Linked DNA regions of Mus musculus: region 2 is linked to region 1. The links are chromatin loops, found by intact Hi-C in ENCODE. Cell type or tissue: left cerebral cortex. All regions are shown on one strand. Links, peaks and the distances in the headings refer to the core of each region. The heading gives the core; the rest is flanking DNA.

What was found. A loop is a pair of places that touch in the nucleus more often than their neighbours do. Peaks named below come from ENCODE experiments on the same cell type or tissue, not always from the same donor. Only the 100,000 strongest peaks of a DNase experiment are listed, where the experiment ranks them.
Region 2: a loop joins it to region 1, with 2.5 times the contacts of the local background. A loop is called at or near these places in 5 of 42 quality-filtered maps.

Annotation. Positions count from the first base shown.
Region 1 is chr15:34,537,239-34,545,787 of GRCm38, forward strand. No RefSeq gene overlaps it. Among named protein-coding and RNA genes, the nearest start is that of Gm22208, 9.8 kb to the left of the region's middle. In left cerebral cortex, for the core only: a CTCF peak has its summit at 3,894 (motif pointing right); DNase peaks (open chromatin) are centred at 473, 3,936 and 7,696.
Region 2 is chr15:34,681,765-34,690,313 of GRCm38, forward strand. No RefSeq gene overlaps it. Among named protein-coding and RNA genes, the nearest start is that of Nipal2, 7.3 kb to the left of the region's middle. In left cerebral cortex, for the core only: no CTCF peak of the experiment used is centred there; DNase peaks (open chromatin) are centred at 3,553, 3,952 and 6,775; H3K27ac peaks cover 2,073 bases.

The DNA.
Region 1 (8,549 bases), core at 309-8,308:
CAATGTTCTGTTGTTCTGTTGTATCTTTTGCAGAGCTATGTGAGTGTGCCTGAGTGTGTGTGTGTGGTATGTGCGTGTGTGTGACTTCTTGAGGTGGACTCTGGAACAAGCCCTAGCAGCTGGCATGTGCATTCTGATGTCAGTTTTGCCAGACGCAGAGCTGTAGCTGTCAGGGGTCCAGCAGATTTCCCGATCAAGGGACCTGTCTGTGCCATCTGTGACTACTTCCCACTGTATAGCCACAATGGTCATTAGGAAGGTAGCCCCAGGACCATCACTTGGTCAGAAAATGATAAGCTGGAGTTACCCTGCTGGCCTTGGACTAGCTGTGCGAGGCACTAGTTCTTGCCCAGCTTGCTTGCAGCTTCCACCCACCCCATTTTCTTCTCTTCTGGCTCAGTTGCTTCCCTGTGGGCTTTTTTCTGTTTCTCAGTGAGATGGGGGATGCTAGAGAACAGACTCCGATAGGCTTATGTTCCTGGGATCAGCAGCCTCAGCAATGGGGACTTAGAATCTCAGGTGCCATTCCCAGACCTAGAGGAAACCAAGCATCTGGACCAGATCCTTGAGTGTGATTCCCACAGGCAGGAATGTTCCAGGGCCGTTCACAGAGTCCCAGGTGTCCAAACACTGCTACCACACCACCCTGCTATCACCAGAGCTCCTGGGCACTTGCCAAAGGCACACATTTCTGAGCATCAGCCTCCAGAGAGCCCAGCTGCGCCAGGCCTGTGGGTGGCCAGCAGTTTGTGGTTTCATTAGCTCTGGGGGTGATTTTGTGGGGTGTCATCAGAATCACCAGGCTAGACCATCTTCTGAGTATTCTCTACTCCAGGGATTCTGATATTTTTGCCCTTGACACTCTTGGGATGTTAGAAACCAAGGCAAGATGTTTGTTTGTTTGTTTATTTGTTTGTTTTACATGCAGAGGCTGAGGTTCTAGACTACTGTGTGCCTTTTCTCCCCACATCCCTCAGTAGGCCTTGATTTCTAGGTGCTGGCTGTTGAAGAGTCTGGTCTTTCCCCAGCATCTTACAGGCATCTGCCATGTGGCTCCCATGGCTCCCACACTGGGGAGCCAGCTGAATAAGTTTTGGTGGACTGGGGGTGACCAGATGTTAGGGTACTCAGAGTTGAGCTGCAGCATCTTGACTCTCGGGTGTTGCTTTTGAGCAAAATGTCAGTGTCTGCTGTATCTGGTCTTCCCAAATGCTCCTGTCATGTTAGTCATCTGTACCATATCTCCAGAAGCCCATGTGGATGCTAAGAAAGGATGCTCAACCAAGGCTCCAGTCCTGGGCCCTTGGTTGGCTATCTTGAGGTTGCAGGTCTTCAAAGTGGAGGGTGGACCTAGTGGGTGATGAAGCAGCTGGCCAGAGCTGTAGATCACCTGGGGGAGAAAGGGAGATAGGAGACTTCCAGGGCATCCTGCCAGGCCAGAAGTTAAGAAGTAGCAGGAGACTCCAAACCAGAACAAAGATTCCCTTAGAAGCCACTTCAGGGTTGGGCAGCTTCAGACTTCATCTCCCAAGCTTCTCTGAGCCCACTGCTTGAGGTCTGTCTGTGGGCCCTGTCTTTGAAAGGGGGGAAGGTAGGAGTTACTTCTTATGTTGGGGAAGAGCTTGGTTCCTGATATACTAGTCAGTTCATTTACCCGCCTTTCTCCCACATGAGGAGCTACACAGCCGCTGGAGAGTTTTACTTTTCTACTGCCAACTCTGTTTTCTACTGACAACTCTTTGACTCTGTTCCACTCCACCTAGAGGCTGGGGAGGAGGTGGCTGTGATCTGAGCCCTCTCTATGTTCCCAGGTAGAATTTAGGCACAATTTTATAAGTCAGGTGGAGGTGTCTACCAAACTGTATTGACCATAGAAACAAGCTCAAACACGACCTTGAACAAGAGTCCCCAAACCCAGCATGCGGCTTTTACAGAGCCACCCAGGACTCTTCACTTCTCTCATTCTCAGTGGGGAAACAAAACATCAGTCCTGCCAGCGTGGCGTGGAGTAGATCTGCAGGCTTCCAGCGACCTCACTCAGGCACTAGTTTGTCAAAAGTGGAACACTAGGCTTGTGATCCATGTCATACAACCACACTCTCATCAAGACTCCCATTTTCCTTTCTAGATGAGGAAGCCAACACGGAGAGAGGCCACTGACCAGCCAGCCAGTAGGAAACAGAACTCAGGCTGTCCTAAGTCACACACACACATTGTGAGATTTACCAGGCTTTCTACATCAGAGTCATGCAGGTGCTCCAAAGCACACGAGAGTCACACACTGCCTTGTGTCGAAATTGCTCAAGCTTTGGCGGCCAGAGAAGACAGTTTAGGAGTCCGGTGCTCAGGCTGTCGGGGGAATCTGGCTTCCTTTGTCCTGGGGTTGCTTTGGAGAGCCACGGAATCCTGATAGATTTATTTTCTTTGCTTTCATTTTGCCTTGATATACTGGTGATATTTATGACTCCAGCACCACCCACATCATTCATCTTGCCCTTGTTAGGTGTGTGTGTGTGAAATGCCTATGATTACGTCTGCCAATTGGCCCACTCATGCTGAAAATATTCGCCAAAACAAGACAATAGCACACAGCCACCTCGTACCCTGAAGGGACGTAAGGTGCTGTGTGGCACCTTCTGAACCCTGCACTCCCTGGAGCTGTAGCCTCTGCTCATGCCCTACCCAGTGTGGGTCTTCTGGGCCAATAATCACTGTAGTCTTCTAATCTTGTCCATAAATCACGGGCCTGGCTTCCAGGCCTTTGTGGACATTGTTACTGGATTCTAGCAGGGATTAAGTTCCTGCTCATGTGATAGAACCCAGCCAGCCTTTCCATCTGTCACCAGTCCTTTCCAGGGTTCTGGTTCTTTGCTGGTCACCTGGGACCCTCACTGCAGATAGTTAGGGAGCACTCGAAGGGTATAGATTATGGGATGACAAGATGTCAGCCTGGGCAGGTGATTTGGATTCTCTTGTCCCACCTGGACATGGAAGAAGCTGTGTCCTAGAGAGTGGACAGCATGTGTCTAAGTCACTTAGCCACATAACACAGCTTCTGTGTATGAATTGAAGCCAGAACCTCCTGACGCAGTGGGCACTCCTCAGGACCAGGGTTTGGAAAACATGTGCCTTCTTCCGTCGAGAGGATTGCTCACCCATAGTAGATGTGAGCTGTAAACTGTGCTAGATTTGGATCTTTGTCATTCTTTCTTCCTCTTTGGATCATTTCAACTTTCTCCCAGTGGGTCTGCAACTCAAGGGGCAGAACTTTCAAAGACCTACTTGGGATGACGGCAAGATCCATAAAGATGGGCTTTAAACCCCGCCCTTTTCAGACTGAAGGACCTTGGGGGAAGTTACTTAAGCCCTCAGGTCCTCAGTGTCCTTGTCAACAATGGAGATGGCACTAAGGCTCCCTTCATCCCCCTCGCTGAGCTGAGATAGAATAACAGAAACTTAAGTGCCTTGTGTTTATATTTGCTAAGTGCTTGCATGTGCCTGCCAGGGAGCTTTAGCGTAGTTTATATGGATTATTTATTTTAATCCCCATAGCAATTCTGTAAGCTGTGCAATCTCTTATTTTGCAGAAAGGCTGCAAAAGATGCTTCACTGAGCAAGTCCACCGAAACAAAGTGATTGTCTAGGGCAGCACAGCAAGAGAGTGGCACCTAACAGATGGCAGTCACCATCCTGGCCAACATGCTCCTTGGTAAAGGCTTGTCACAGTCCGTCATTTCCCTTTTATCTCTCTCAGATATGACCTCTCATTAGCAATCTGTTGGAAGATGGACACTTAGCACACAAAAGCTAAAATAGATAGTTATTCTGAGATGTTATGGGGTTGAACATGGCCATTTGGGGACCCTCCAGAGTTGTCCACTGAGAACATGCAGTACCCAAGTATAACCACTGGGTGGCAGTATGGACCAACAGTGACACTCCCAGAGGTTCAGTCCCTAGAAATTAAGGGAACTACTAGCCCTGGAGGGATGTTCCCTGGAGCCTTCAGGCAAATGGGAAGGGCAGCTGCTTCTTTAGATTCAATGGCTGTTTGTGGAGCTCCAGCTGCAGACCAGGGCCTACACTCAGAACCAGGAGATGTAAGGTTTGTTGCTGTCCCCAGACACTCTCTTCCATGTGGAAAGGCTCCATCCAAATGATGAGGAAGAAAGTAGGACATTATGCTAGACCTAGAAAAATAAAAATTGAATTTGCTATACTAAGCTCAAAAGAGACGCTAGGTGTTTGACCCTAGATCCTCGCACCTTCTCTAGCTGCTCTCTCCGAAGCAAAAGAGACTAAGAGGATTCAGCCTTTAGGAATGCTCTAATGACCATATCCCATCATTCACAGTTAGTCTCTCTCATCTGCCCCGGGAAGGTTCTTTCAACTTCACACCGCTGCCAGCATTGCTACATGCCTCCACACTGGCCTCTTCCCTTCTGACTCTAACCTCCTGTGTGTACATTTACCACATTATACAGAATGGTCAGTTTACACAAGTGCCTCACTGAACTGACTGAAATGTCACTGGGGGCAGGCAGAGTCCCTGTGCTCAGCACCTACAGCCTGTCAGGAAGCAGGGAATCCCCTGGGCACCCGCTCCATTTAACCGAGTTACTGGATGGAAAAAGGACACACATGTTTTTTTAGCAGTTGTTACCCACCTCAGGCCTGGCACAACCCTGTGCCCTGGCATTATAGATACAGGGATGATGGATACATAGATGCCACGACAGACAGACCTGAAGGTCTCAATGGCTTTACACACCCATAGGACTTAGATAGCTGTCTCCCATCTTGATACTACACCGTCTAGAATATACCTTTCTGAGGCTGCTTTCTGGCTGTCTCTGGCTGCTGTGAATAAACCCCACAGGTTGGTCAGTGGCTTATCAGACACTTATTTCTTATTGTTCTAGAGGCTGGGAGGTTGACGATCACGGTGCTAGCAGACTTGGCTCCTGGTGAGATCCCTCTTCCTAACATTCATACCCTCAATTGTAAGCTATATTACATCCCATTTTGAAGAAAACAGGGAAAGCACACTTACTGCACTGTGTGATTGAACGTTCTGCTCTCTCTCCTTCCTTCCCTTACAGACTTCCCACCCTCATGACCTCACCTGAACCTGACTGCTACCCAAAGGACTCACCACTCAGTGCTACCATGTGGGGTGAGTGTCAGGGCTTCAACGTGTGTGTGCACATGCACTTGTGTACATGCGTGTGCACCCATGTGTGTGCGTGCGTGTGCGTGTATGTGTGTAAAAGCTCACAACCATGTTGTCAGTATCAACTTCAACTTCTATGGAGTGGTTTTAGTCGAGCTGTACAAATCCAGAGGTGATTTGCTTACAGCTAAATCTCCCAAGCTGGCCTTGTTGGCCTTCCAACAACTAAGAAAGCACTGATTTGCCAGTCATTCAAGTGAGCCATCTCGAAAGGGGACCATGCAACCTCTGTTCAGCCTGGATTTAGTGTGTGTGAGTGTGCATGGAAGCCACGATGACCCTGAGTGCCCGGGGTTAGGTGTCATCCTACTTGTTTTCTGAGACAGGGTCTCTCTCTTTCTCTCATATGCAGATTTATATATGCACACATATAAAGAGGGCAGATACAAGTAGTAAAACTAGAAGTTAGACTACAAAAGGGTAAAAATAGGTTTTTTTTTTAAATTAAAAAATGTTTAATAAGGAAGGTGCTGATTACAAACCCCTGCCATTTGGCCACATTATTGTTTAATTCTAGCCGACAATTGCAGTCGAAAGACCTGTTAGTGTTCTGTATAGTGCTGTATGATGCTTGACACATACATGAAACATGCATGACACACACAGCACTGAGTTCAGCATTGTCAAGACTACTCAGTCTTGCTCTAAATATTTCATTTGGCTTAATTTGTGTAATTTACATGCACACTCAGTGACAGGAACACTGTCATTTCTCCATGTTTCTGGGGGAAGAGACTGAGAAACAGAGAGACTTAACAACCAGCCCTCTGTCATACAGACAGTAAGTAGAATGGCTTTTGTGTGTGTGTGTGTGTGTGTGTGACTATTGAGAAGGGTGTTGTTTCCCTAATTTCTTTCTTTCTTTCTTTTAATTAGGTATTTTCTTCATTTACATTTCCAGTGCTATCCCAAAAGTCCCCCATACCCCCCCTCCAATCCTCTACCCACCCACTCCCACTTCTTGGCCCTGGCGTTCCCCTGTACTGAGGCATAAAAAGTTTGCATGACCAATGGGCCTTTCCACTGATGGCCAACTAGGCCATCTTCTGATACCTATGCAGCTAGAGTCAGGAGCTCCAAGGGTACTGGTTAGTTCATATTGTTGTTCCACCCATAGGGTTGCAGATCCCTTTAGCTCCTTGGGTACTTTTTCTAGCTCCTCCATTGGGGGCCCTGTGATCCATCCAATAGCTGATTGTGAGCATCCACTTCTGTGTTTGCTAAAAATAGGTTTTAAGAGAACAGCTGAAGGCAGAAAAAAACCAGAAGAAGACACATAACACGAAAAGACAGTGAACTAGGAGACCTGTGACATGGACAAGACAGTGAACTAGGAGACATGAACATGGAAGAGACACTGAATGGGAGATGTGTGACATGGAAGAGATAGTGAACTAGGAGACATGTGATTCAGAAGAGACAATGAAGTACAGGCCACTGAGGAACGCTGGAAGCCCCCAGTTTGTTCTTCAAGGTATGGTTGAAGGGAATGTTTTTATTGCAGCTATGATGGAGCCTCCAGCCAGAGGCATCTGGAAGAGTCCAGAGCAAGTAAACAAAGTAGTAGACTGAGCAAGGCTAGCAGATTGGATTGGAGGGGTTTAGAGTGAGTGAGCAAGAGAGAGAGAGAGAGAGAGAGAGAGAGAGAGAGAGAGAGAGAGAGAGAGAGAGAGGAGTCAGAGTGTGTGCAGGGTTATGGAAATGAGAGGATGGGGGAGGGAATCTTGTGAGCTGGAGAAGTTTAGGGTAGGGGTCAGGAAGAGCCTGGATGCTAGCTCAGACTCTGTAATAGGTATTTGCAATGCTGAGAGAGCCCAGAGGCCAGCAGGAGTTTTGGTGTGCTAATAGGCACCACACATAGCCATTTGTCCTTCGGTCAGATAAAGAAGTGGCTCCTTTGGTAGAGGAAATTAGGGCACCAGAATTTGGGAGAGTGGAGTTTTCTTTGGACCTGGCATTTTCAGCCTTTTTGTTGATGATAAGGTTCAACGTAATCGCTTATGTAACTGCTTCTTAGGTGATATTAGGGTATGGCGAGGCAGGGTCTGTCTGTCAAATGGCCTGTGTCCTCATGCTTGGGAGGCAGGCAGTTTACTGAGTGGGTTGTCTTTCCCACCCTCCAGCCTAGAGTCTGCAACCTTTGTTGAGTACATCCCTATAACTTCCCCAGGCACTGAGACAGAACTGCCCAGCCAAACTGACCCTCGCTTTCTGACCCACGGAAATGATACAGGCTGATTATGATTGTTGTTCAGGGTTTTACAGTTTGGGGTGATTGGTTACACATAGTGACTTAACTAGTACAGGCAGGGACTTAGGTAGAATTACAGCTGCGCACCCTGGGAGAGCCACAGGGTCTGAGTGTTTGTGCTCCATGCTGCTTCCAGTCCTGCCCCTTTGGCAGCATCGACATTGGCTCCCCATTCCCCATGCCTGGTGTCCCAAGCACTTCCTGGCACCTGCCCCAGCACTGGGTAGGCACAGCAGCCAAGCAGCTCTGCTTGCTCTTAGCACTCTTTCTTGGCTCTCAGGCCCAGCTGGTTTGGGTCTGGACCATAAGGTCACAGATGACTTTCCTCCTCTCAGGAGCTTCTTCATGACGAGGATTTTTTTTTTTTTTTTTTTTTTTTTTTTTTTTGGCCAGGGAAGGACTGAGAGAGAGAGAGACTTTTCTGGCTGGGTGTTAAAGAAAAATGTCTTTTATTTTATTCAATTATTTTATTTTGTGCTTATGTGCAGAATGTTTTGCCTGTATGCATTTATGTGCTCCACATGCATTCCTGGTGTCTTTGGAGGCCATTAAGAGGGGAAGGGATTCCCCTGGGACTGGAGTCATAGATGATTGTGAACTGTGAGATGCCATGTGGGTGACTGGATTGAACCCAAGTCCTCTGGAAGAGTAGACAGTGCTCTTAACAGCTGAGCCACCTCGCTCCCCCACATCAGACTTCAAATCTTTTGAAAAATGTGTTGTTCTTACACTAATCTATGCAAAGAGACCTATTCAACCAGATAGTAAGAGTCTCAAGGGCAGAGATTGTATCTTTTCTATTAATCAATTCAATTAATTAACCATCCATCTATCTACTTGACTATTCTTTCTTTAAATTAGGTATTTTCTTTATTTACATTTCAAATGTTATCCCTTTCCTAGTTTCCCCTCCAAAAACCCCCTCTCCCCTACCCCTCCCTCTGCTCCTTAACACACCCACTCCCATTTTTTGGCCCTGGCATTCCCATATATTGGGGCATAGAAACTTCACAGGACCAAGGGCCTCTCTTCCCATTGATGACCAACTAGGCCATCCTCTGCTAC
Region 2 (8,549 bases), core at 255-8,254, 140 kb after region 1:
CTTAAACAAATACAAAGGCACAAACCATACAGGGAAATTTGAAAAATGTAATTACAACAAAGCCGAGAACTTTTATACATCAATAGACAGTATGGAATAGAAAAGGAAAGTCACAAACTGAGAACCCTTATTTATCACACCTACAATGGACAAAAATTCATATATATATATATATATATATATATATATATATGTATATATATGCCAGAATACACAAATATCAGTGGTTAATAATAATAATGAAAAATATTTTAACCTTAACAATAGAGAAAATGCAAATTGAAACCCTCTGTGACAACCACTTCCCACTCATTGTTTTGAAAAAGTAAAATTTTAAAGATTTATATATCATGCACTATGTATACAAAATGAGGCTTTATTCGGTCTTATAGAAAGTGAAATTAAGTCATTTACAGGAAAACAGATGGAATCAGAGATTATCATGTTAAGCAAAATAAGCCAGATAAGGCAAATATGGCATGTTTTTCTCTCAGATATGGAGTGTTGTTTTAAGTGTGTATATATGTGTGTGTATGTATAAGTTTGTGTGTATGTGTGTGTATGTTCATGCTACTTATGACTGGGTCCCCAAAGACAGCAGAAGAAGGCATCTGATCTCTCAAGCCAGAGTTACAGGCAGTTGTGAGCCACCTAATATGGCTACTGAGAACTGATCCTTGTATAAGAGCAGCAAAAACTCCAGAGCCATTTCTCCATTCCGTCTACCGAGTCTTATATAAAGTGTCATGTACTTATGCATAACTTACACACATCTTCTCACATTGTTGCATGCCTTCTACATAAGATCCCAGCATGAGGTGAATGTTCTGTTCATAGTTGCTACACTATGTTGTTTAGGGAATGATGGCACTGGAAGTCTGAACTTGTTCTGTACATAAATGTCCTTCCCAAATATTGTTAACCCACACCAGAGTGAATACAAGTATGTGGCATTTGCAGATACAGAAAGCTGACAGTGTACCCCCAAATAAAGTTCAAGTGAATAGCAAAACCAGGAAATTGGTGGGGCCTTGCATGGTGAATGAAGCCTTAATGGGGAAGTTTGGGGTCCCTCAGGAAAGGGGCAGAACTGGTGGGTGCTGTGAGATAACTCCTACAAGCCAGGGCAGTTTAAATGGAGAAACACCAGAGAAGATATGGAGAAAGCCAGGATAGAAGGTATCTTCTTATCAAAGACAACCGGTGAAGCATGGTGGAGGGGCACAGGGGATGAGTTTATGGTTAATGTGCATGGATGCTAAGGGCTCCACTAGCTGACATGAAGGTGAAAAAACAATGGTCAATATAAAAGGAAAGAATAAGTTTAGTTTGAGTTTGATAATCATGAATTTAGAAAGTTTAGAACATTCTAGAAGGAAAGGATGTGCAGGTACACAAAGGAGGAGTAAGGTAAGAGCCAAGGAACTCAGTATGGGAGTTATCCACATGCAGGTGTCTGAGACTAGCTAGAGAGACATGTGGCCAACTTCTTTTAGAGCAGTAGTTTGTAAACGTCTGCTAAATAATAAATATTTTACTGTTTGTGGGCCATATGCTCTGTGTCACTATTACTCAATTGTGCCACTGCAATGTGAAAGCAGCCAAGGACATGTAAACAAATGGATGAGACTGTTTTCCAATAAAACTTTATTTACAAACACAGAAAGCTGCTGGTTTCATCCCATGGGCACGGTTTGCCAGCTTCTCTTTGGGAGAGAAAAAGGCAAACACAGAATACCAGGCCAACAAAGACCACTGGCGAGGTAATACTTCACTAGTATTCGTTGTCTGTGGGTGACAGGATCCCAATTCAAAGCTAAGTTAAGCAAGTCATAATTACAGGTTGAAAAGGCAGGGTAGAGCTTGGCTATGGGTGTACCTAATCCTGGGGTTTAGGCTTGATCTTCAGATCAGTTTCAAACAGGTGAGATCATAGCCACAGCGGCTCCTAGTGTCTATCTTAAAAGCCTGGGTTGAGAAAGATAAAGGGAGGAGACAAAGTGAACTACTGGTTCCAGCTCCACACGTGTGCACATGACAAGATATTTGTGCTATTTCATCCCTTGCTCAGTGGTCACAACAGCTCTGTCTTAGGATTTCCATTGCTGTGAACAGACACCATGATGAAGGCAACTCTTAGAAGGACAACATTTAATTGGGGCTGGCTAACAGGGTCAGAGGTTCAGTCCATTTTCATCATGGCAGGAGCATGGTAGCTTCCGGGCAGGCACGGCATAGAGGAGGAGCTGAGAGTTCTACATCTTGTTCTGAAGGCAAACAGAAGAAGATTGTCTCCCACATGAATAGTAGAAGGGTCTCAAGCCTCCCTCCCACAGTGACACAGTTCCTCCAACAGGGCCACACCCCCTAGTAGTGGCACTCCCTGGGTTGAACATCCAAACCACCATAGGCTCCCACTAGAGGTATTTTCTCAGTTATGCTAAGTCATGTGGCTTATTGTGGCCAGTGGGAAAGTGACAGAGAAACAGTTCTGGGCCAAGACCTTCAGATGCCTTTCTTTCTTGTCTACTTGTTTTGTTCCCTGAGCTTTTCCCTGGTTATAAATAAATAAATAAATAAATAAATAAATAAATAAATAAATAAATAAAAGGCCCTTTGTGGGAGAGTAAAGAAAACCATGAAGGAGGTTTGAAGCTAGTCCTTATAGTCGTCAACAGAACTACATCTTTCCTTAAGATTCTTGATCAAGGAAAGATCTGGGGTGTCCCCAACCTAATGACTCTGACCTTTTCTTGGCTCCTTTCAGGACCTCTTTCTTTCTCTTACCTCTCCATCATTGTATACCCTGACACACCATCCCACTTGCCTTTACAGTCTTCTGACCAGGGAGAGATTCTCTAAGCTACATCCCTCTGAGCCTGGTGATACTTCAGCTTGTTGTGTCATGCCCTGCCCCTGGCCATTATGTCCCCATCCTCCCCCATCGCTCCTCCACCCCAGGCAGGCAAGCCCTGCCTCATTTTTCATTAACATAATAGATCTCCTGTGGTTACTTGCTTCCTAAGTATGTTCTCTTGGCAACAACTGAGAATTTGGGTACATGGACAGGGGTAAGGGGTTGGTCTGGAAGAATTACCTCTCAAATCTTGACACAAAGTAGGTTTGTTACTGATAGGCCTATTCCTGAACTGAAGAAAATATCCAGGGAAAGTGAGATAAGAACTTTAACTTTAGGAATAAGATAGTTCCTTTGAGTGATAACAGATTTTGATTACCACTGCTCATTGGAAGGGCCCTTAAGAGGAAACTACAGGGCCTGACTAGGTATCATTTCTATCATTTTTTTCTTTTCTTTCTTTCTTTTGGGGGAAGGTAGGGGGGTAGTTTATATTGTAATCAAGTCAAATTTTTGTGACTATCTGTCCTGGACAGAACTCATTTTTCATGACAGAGTTCACTTCTGCATCCTCAGCTCATTCTCCCAGTTACCACACTGTATGCTGTTATCTGCAGCAGCTGCTGAAGCTCACCCAGGACCCGTGCTTCCAGAAACGATTGTGGAAATCATGAAAGAACCTAGATCTGTCCTTTGCTTGAATGGCTTCACTTCAGTTTAGGGGAGAGGATGCACACATTGAAAGATAAATATGTATAAACTAAGCAACTAAATGCGGAGGAATGAAGAGGCTAATCACAGACTTCAGAATAATATATTTGCACTGGAAAGACCTTCAAGGTCATGATTCCTGGGGGCATGGGAGAAAAGAGTGGGCCAAAATGAATGCGATAGTATGCACAACTGTAGAATGCCAGGATGGAAGAAGAACTTATAAATGTATGTGCAGGGACAGGGAACTGAGGCCCAGGAGACGCATGTTCCACCTAGCAGCTCGATGCCTGGAGAGCAGCCTCTGGGAACAGCTTGAGAGCCAGATTGCTAATTAGAATTTTTTTTCTGTGTAGTTTTCCAGGATCTGTATGGAGTGTCATATGCATCTTGGCAGGCTCCCTAAACCCATCTAGTCAGTCAAGCGCCATGGCTGCTCCACCGACTCACATGTGCTCCTTCTGAAAGCCTCTCTCTCTCTCTGGGGATTTGCATGTGCTTAAAATATGGAAAAACAAGAAAAGAAAAGAGGTTCCCACGGTCTTCATGCGCAGACGTGATGGTGACTTCCCTGTTGTATCCTCCATCTGTGTCTGAAGCCCTGGTGTGTCTTACCTGATAAAGAGAGCAGGGCCTCTCCCTAGAGGTTCCCCCTCCGTGCTATGGCCTTTGTGAGGACATGGTGGAAGCAGTATGCATGTTGAGGGAGGGGAGGAGTTGCCTCCTACCAGCCAAAGCACAGCTTCCCACCTTGTTCCTTCCCACATGCTCCCTGAATCTCCCCATATCTTCCTTCCCATGTCATCTACAGAAACCACGCAGTGGGAAACTATATGTCCCAGCTATCTAGCTGTGTACTGTCTGCCCCAGATGTGTGCTGCTGCTAGCCAGCTGTGTGGCTTTAGACAAGACCTTCAACTCTGTGGGCCTTGTTTTCTCTTCACTAAAAAGAGAGGTTTGGACTAGATGGTCTTTCAGAAAGTTTCCAACTCTGAAGTAGGCACCTGTAAAAGTTTCCTCTTCTTATTTACCTTTAACAACCCTTTTCTGCACTGGCTACTTAGAGAAAGAGGCAGAGAGGATTTAGAAGTAGCCACATGTCAACACATTGAAGCATGACTGTCGTACTCTTGGAAATGCAGTAGAGCTGTTTAGCTGTAACACATAGGACTTAGGCAGCTCAGGGCTCCAACTTTTGGCCAATCCCCAGCCACTGTGTGGTCTTGAACAAACCCCAATCTTCTCTTTAAAGGACTGATAAGATTTACTGCTTTGTAATGTGATGCTTAGAATTCCACAAGACACAAAGCTCAAGTCTAAGTGAATCAAAGAACTCCACATAAAACCAGAGACACTGAAATTTATAGAGGAGAAAGTAGGGGAAAAGCCTCGAAGATATGGGTACAGGGGGAAAATTCCTAAACAGAACAGCAATGGCTTGTGCTGTAAGATCAAGAATTGACAAATGGGACCTCATAAAACTGCAAAGCTTCTATAAGGCAAAAGACACTGTCAAAAAGACAAAAAGGTCACCAACAAATTGGGAAAGGATTTTTATCAATCCTAAATCTGATAAGGGACTAATATCCAATATATACAAAGAACTCAAGAAGCTGGACTCTAGAAATTCAAATAACCCCATTAAAAATGGGGCACAGAGCTAAACAAAGAATTTTCAACTGAGGAATACCGAAGGGCTGAGAAGCACTTGAAAAAATGTTCAACATCCTTAATCATCAGGGAAATGCAAATGAAAACAACCCTGAAATTCCACGTCACACCAGTCAGATGGCTAAGATCAAAAATTCAGGTGACAGCAGATGCTGGCGAGGATATGGAGAAAGAGGAATACTCCTCCATTGCTGGTGGGATTGAAAGCTTGTACAACCACTCTGGCAGTCAGTCTGGTGGTTCCTCAGAAAATTGGATATAGTACTACCAGAAGATCCAGCAATACCTCTCCTGGGCATATTCCCAGAAGAGTTCCAACTGGTAATAAGGACACATGCTCCACTATGTTCATAGCAGTCTTATTTATAATAGCCAGAAGCTGGAAAGAACCCAGATGTCCCTCAACAGAGGAATGGATGCAGAAAGTGTGTTACATTTACACAATGGAGTACTACTCAGCTATTAAAAACAATGAATCTATGAAATTCTTAGGCAAATTGATGTATCTGGTGGTTATCATCCTGAGTGAGGTAACCCAATCACAAAAGAAGTCACTTGATATGCACTCACTGATAAGTGGATATTAGCCCAGAAACTTAGAATATCCAAGATAAAATTTGCAAAACACATGAAACTCAAGAAGAAGGAAGATCAACGCGTGGATACTTCATTACTCCTTAGAATAGGGAACAAAATATCTATGGAAGGAGTTACAGAGACAAAGTTTGGAGCTAAAACAAAAGGATGGACCATCCAGAGACTACCCCACCCAGGGATCCATCCCATATACAACCATCAAACCAAGACACTATTGCAAATGCCAGCAAGATTTTGCTGAAAGGACCCTGATATAGCTGTCTTGTGTGAGGCTATGCCAGTACCTGGCAAACACAGAAGTGGATGCTCACAGTCATCTATAGGATGGAACACAGGACCCCCAATGAAGGAGCTAGAGAAAGTACCCAAGGAGCTGAAGGGGTCTGCAACCCGATAGGTGGAACAACAATATGAACTAACCAGTACCCCCTGAGCTCATGTCTCTAGCTGCATATGTAGCAGAAGATGACCTAGTTGGCCATCATTGGGAAGAGAGGCCCCTTGGTCTTACATTATCTTATCATTTTAACAAACGTCTGAAATAGTTATGTTTCTTTTAAGAAGAGGAAGGAGGAGGAGGAGGAAGAAGAGGAGGAAGAGGAAGATGAGGAGGAGACAACAACAACGACTTGTTTGGATTGTAGTTTTGAAGTCTGTGCACCCATCCCATTATAGGTCTCTGATGAGGCAGCATGTCATGGCAGGATCAATGCATGATGACTGCTTATATTTTGAGACATGAAAAAGAGAAAGAGGAAGAGGAGCAGGTGTCACCATTCCCTAACTGAGACAGGAAGACCACCCCTCTGCATGGGAATTTGTCTAGAGGTTGAGCGTTGTGACTTGCTAAAGAAGACTGAATTTCAAAGTAGATCTCTATTACAAATACCCCTCTAGTATATTTTGCATCATCTATGTCTCGCTAAATGGATTTCTCAGTTGGCAGCTATCAGGCCCATATGCACACCCATACACAGTGGCAGCTGCCAAATTATCTCAGGTTAGGTAGAGACCTAGCTGGGATCAGAAGCACTGCTATTGTCTCTGAAAATGTTCTGGAATGTAGAACTATGAATGGTGCACGTGTGTGTGTGCACAAGGTGTGCTTACTTGTGTGTGTGTGTGTGTGTGTGTGTGTGTGTGTGTGTGTGTGTGAGCAATAGCTATTGTAGTGCTATTGCATCTGTGGAGACCTCTAGGGTAGTCCATCATGCAGTAGCTCTTCAAAGATTTCTCTTGTTATCATGAGAACCAAGGTTGATTTAAACAATCTCACAGCTACACGTGTAGTTCAGTCCTGGATCACCCAAGGACCCTGCACTTCACTTATAGGAACCATTGCAACTGTTGTAGTTTCTGCTCACACCATAGTTTCTGTCTCTAGACACCTAAGTCACAGCTGCTCCAGACACTTTACCCCTGTTCTCCATCCATGACTGATTTAGATGATTCAGCCTGCAGGCCCTCCAGATGATGCCTCCCTGTAGCTGTCTTCAATCTGGCCTTGAAAGAATGGCTTCCATCCCATGATAGCAGAGGCAGGCAGGCCTAGTGAATGTGCAGACTAGCTTGATTAAACAGGTTTGTGGTTCACAAAGTGATGCACATGTGTGACTGGCTGTGTAAGAAGCCTCTTTACTTTCTTGGAGTAACTGGGGATATCTTGCTTCTGTGTACCACCTCCCTGGTGCTGCAACCAAGGCTCCAACAAGGCATCCTCCTCCTGTCTTATTGTCTACTTATGGTATTTAGCATTGTCAGCCAAAGTGGGTTGATCTGGGATTGGAGAGATGGCTAAGTAGTTAAGAGTGTGTATATCTCTTTGACAAGACTTGAATTCAGTTTTCACCATCCACATTGCGTGGCTCAACTCCAGCCCCAAGGGATCTGACTTACTCTTCTGGCCTCTGGATGTACTCACCTATACAACATTAAGAATTAAGTTTTGCTGGACACTATGCCCCTCCTTAGAAGTGAGAACAAAACACCCTTGGAAGGAGTTACAGAGACAAAGTTTGGAGCTGAGATGAAAGGATGGACCATGTAGAGACTGCCATATCCAGGGATCCACCCCATAATCAGCATCCAAACGCTGACACCATTGCATACACTAGCAAGATTTTATCGAAAGGACCCAGATGTAGCTGTCTCTTGTGAGACTATGCCGGGGCCTAGCAAACACAGAAGTGGATGCTCACAGTCAGCTAATGGATGGATCACAGGGCTCCCAATGGAGGAGCTAGAGAAAGTACCCAAGGAGCTAAAGGGATCTGCAACCCTATAGGTGGAACAACATTATGAACTAACCAGTACCCCGGAGCTCTTGACTCTAGCTGCATATGTATCAAAAGATGGCCTAGTCAGCCATCACTGGAAAGAGAGGCCCATTGGACACGCAAACTTTATATGCCCCAGTACAGGGTAACGCCAGGGCCAAAAAGGGGGAGTGGGTGGGTAGGGGAGTGGGGGTGGGTGGGTATGGGGGACTTTTGGTATAGCATTGGAAATGTAAATGAGCTAAATACCTAATAAAAAATTAAAAAAAAAAAGAATTAAGTTTTGGTTGTGAGCCTAGCCTTTAATGGCTGAGCCATCTCTCCAGCCCATTTACACAATGGAGTACTATGCAGTTATTAAAAACAATAAATTTATGAAACTCTTAGACAAATGGATGGATCTGGAAGATATCATCCTGAGTGAGGCAATCCAATCA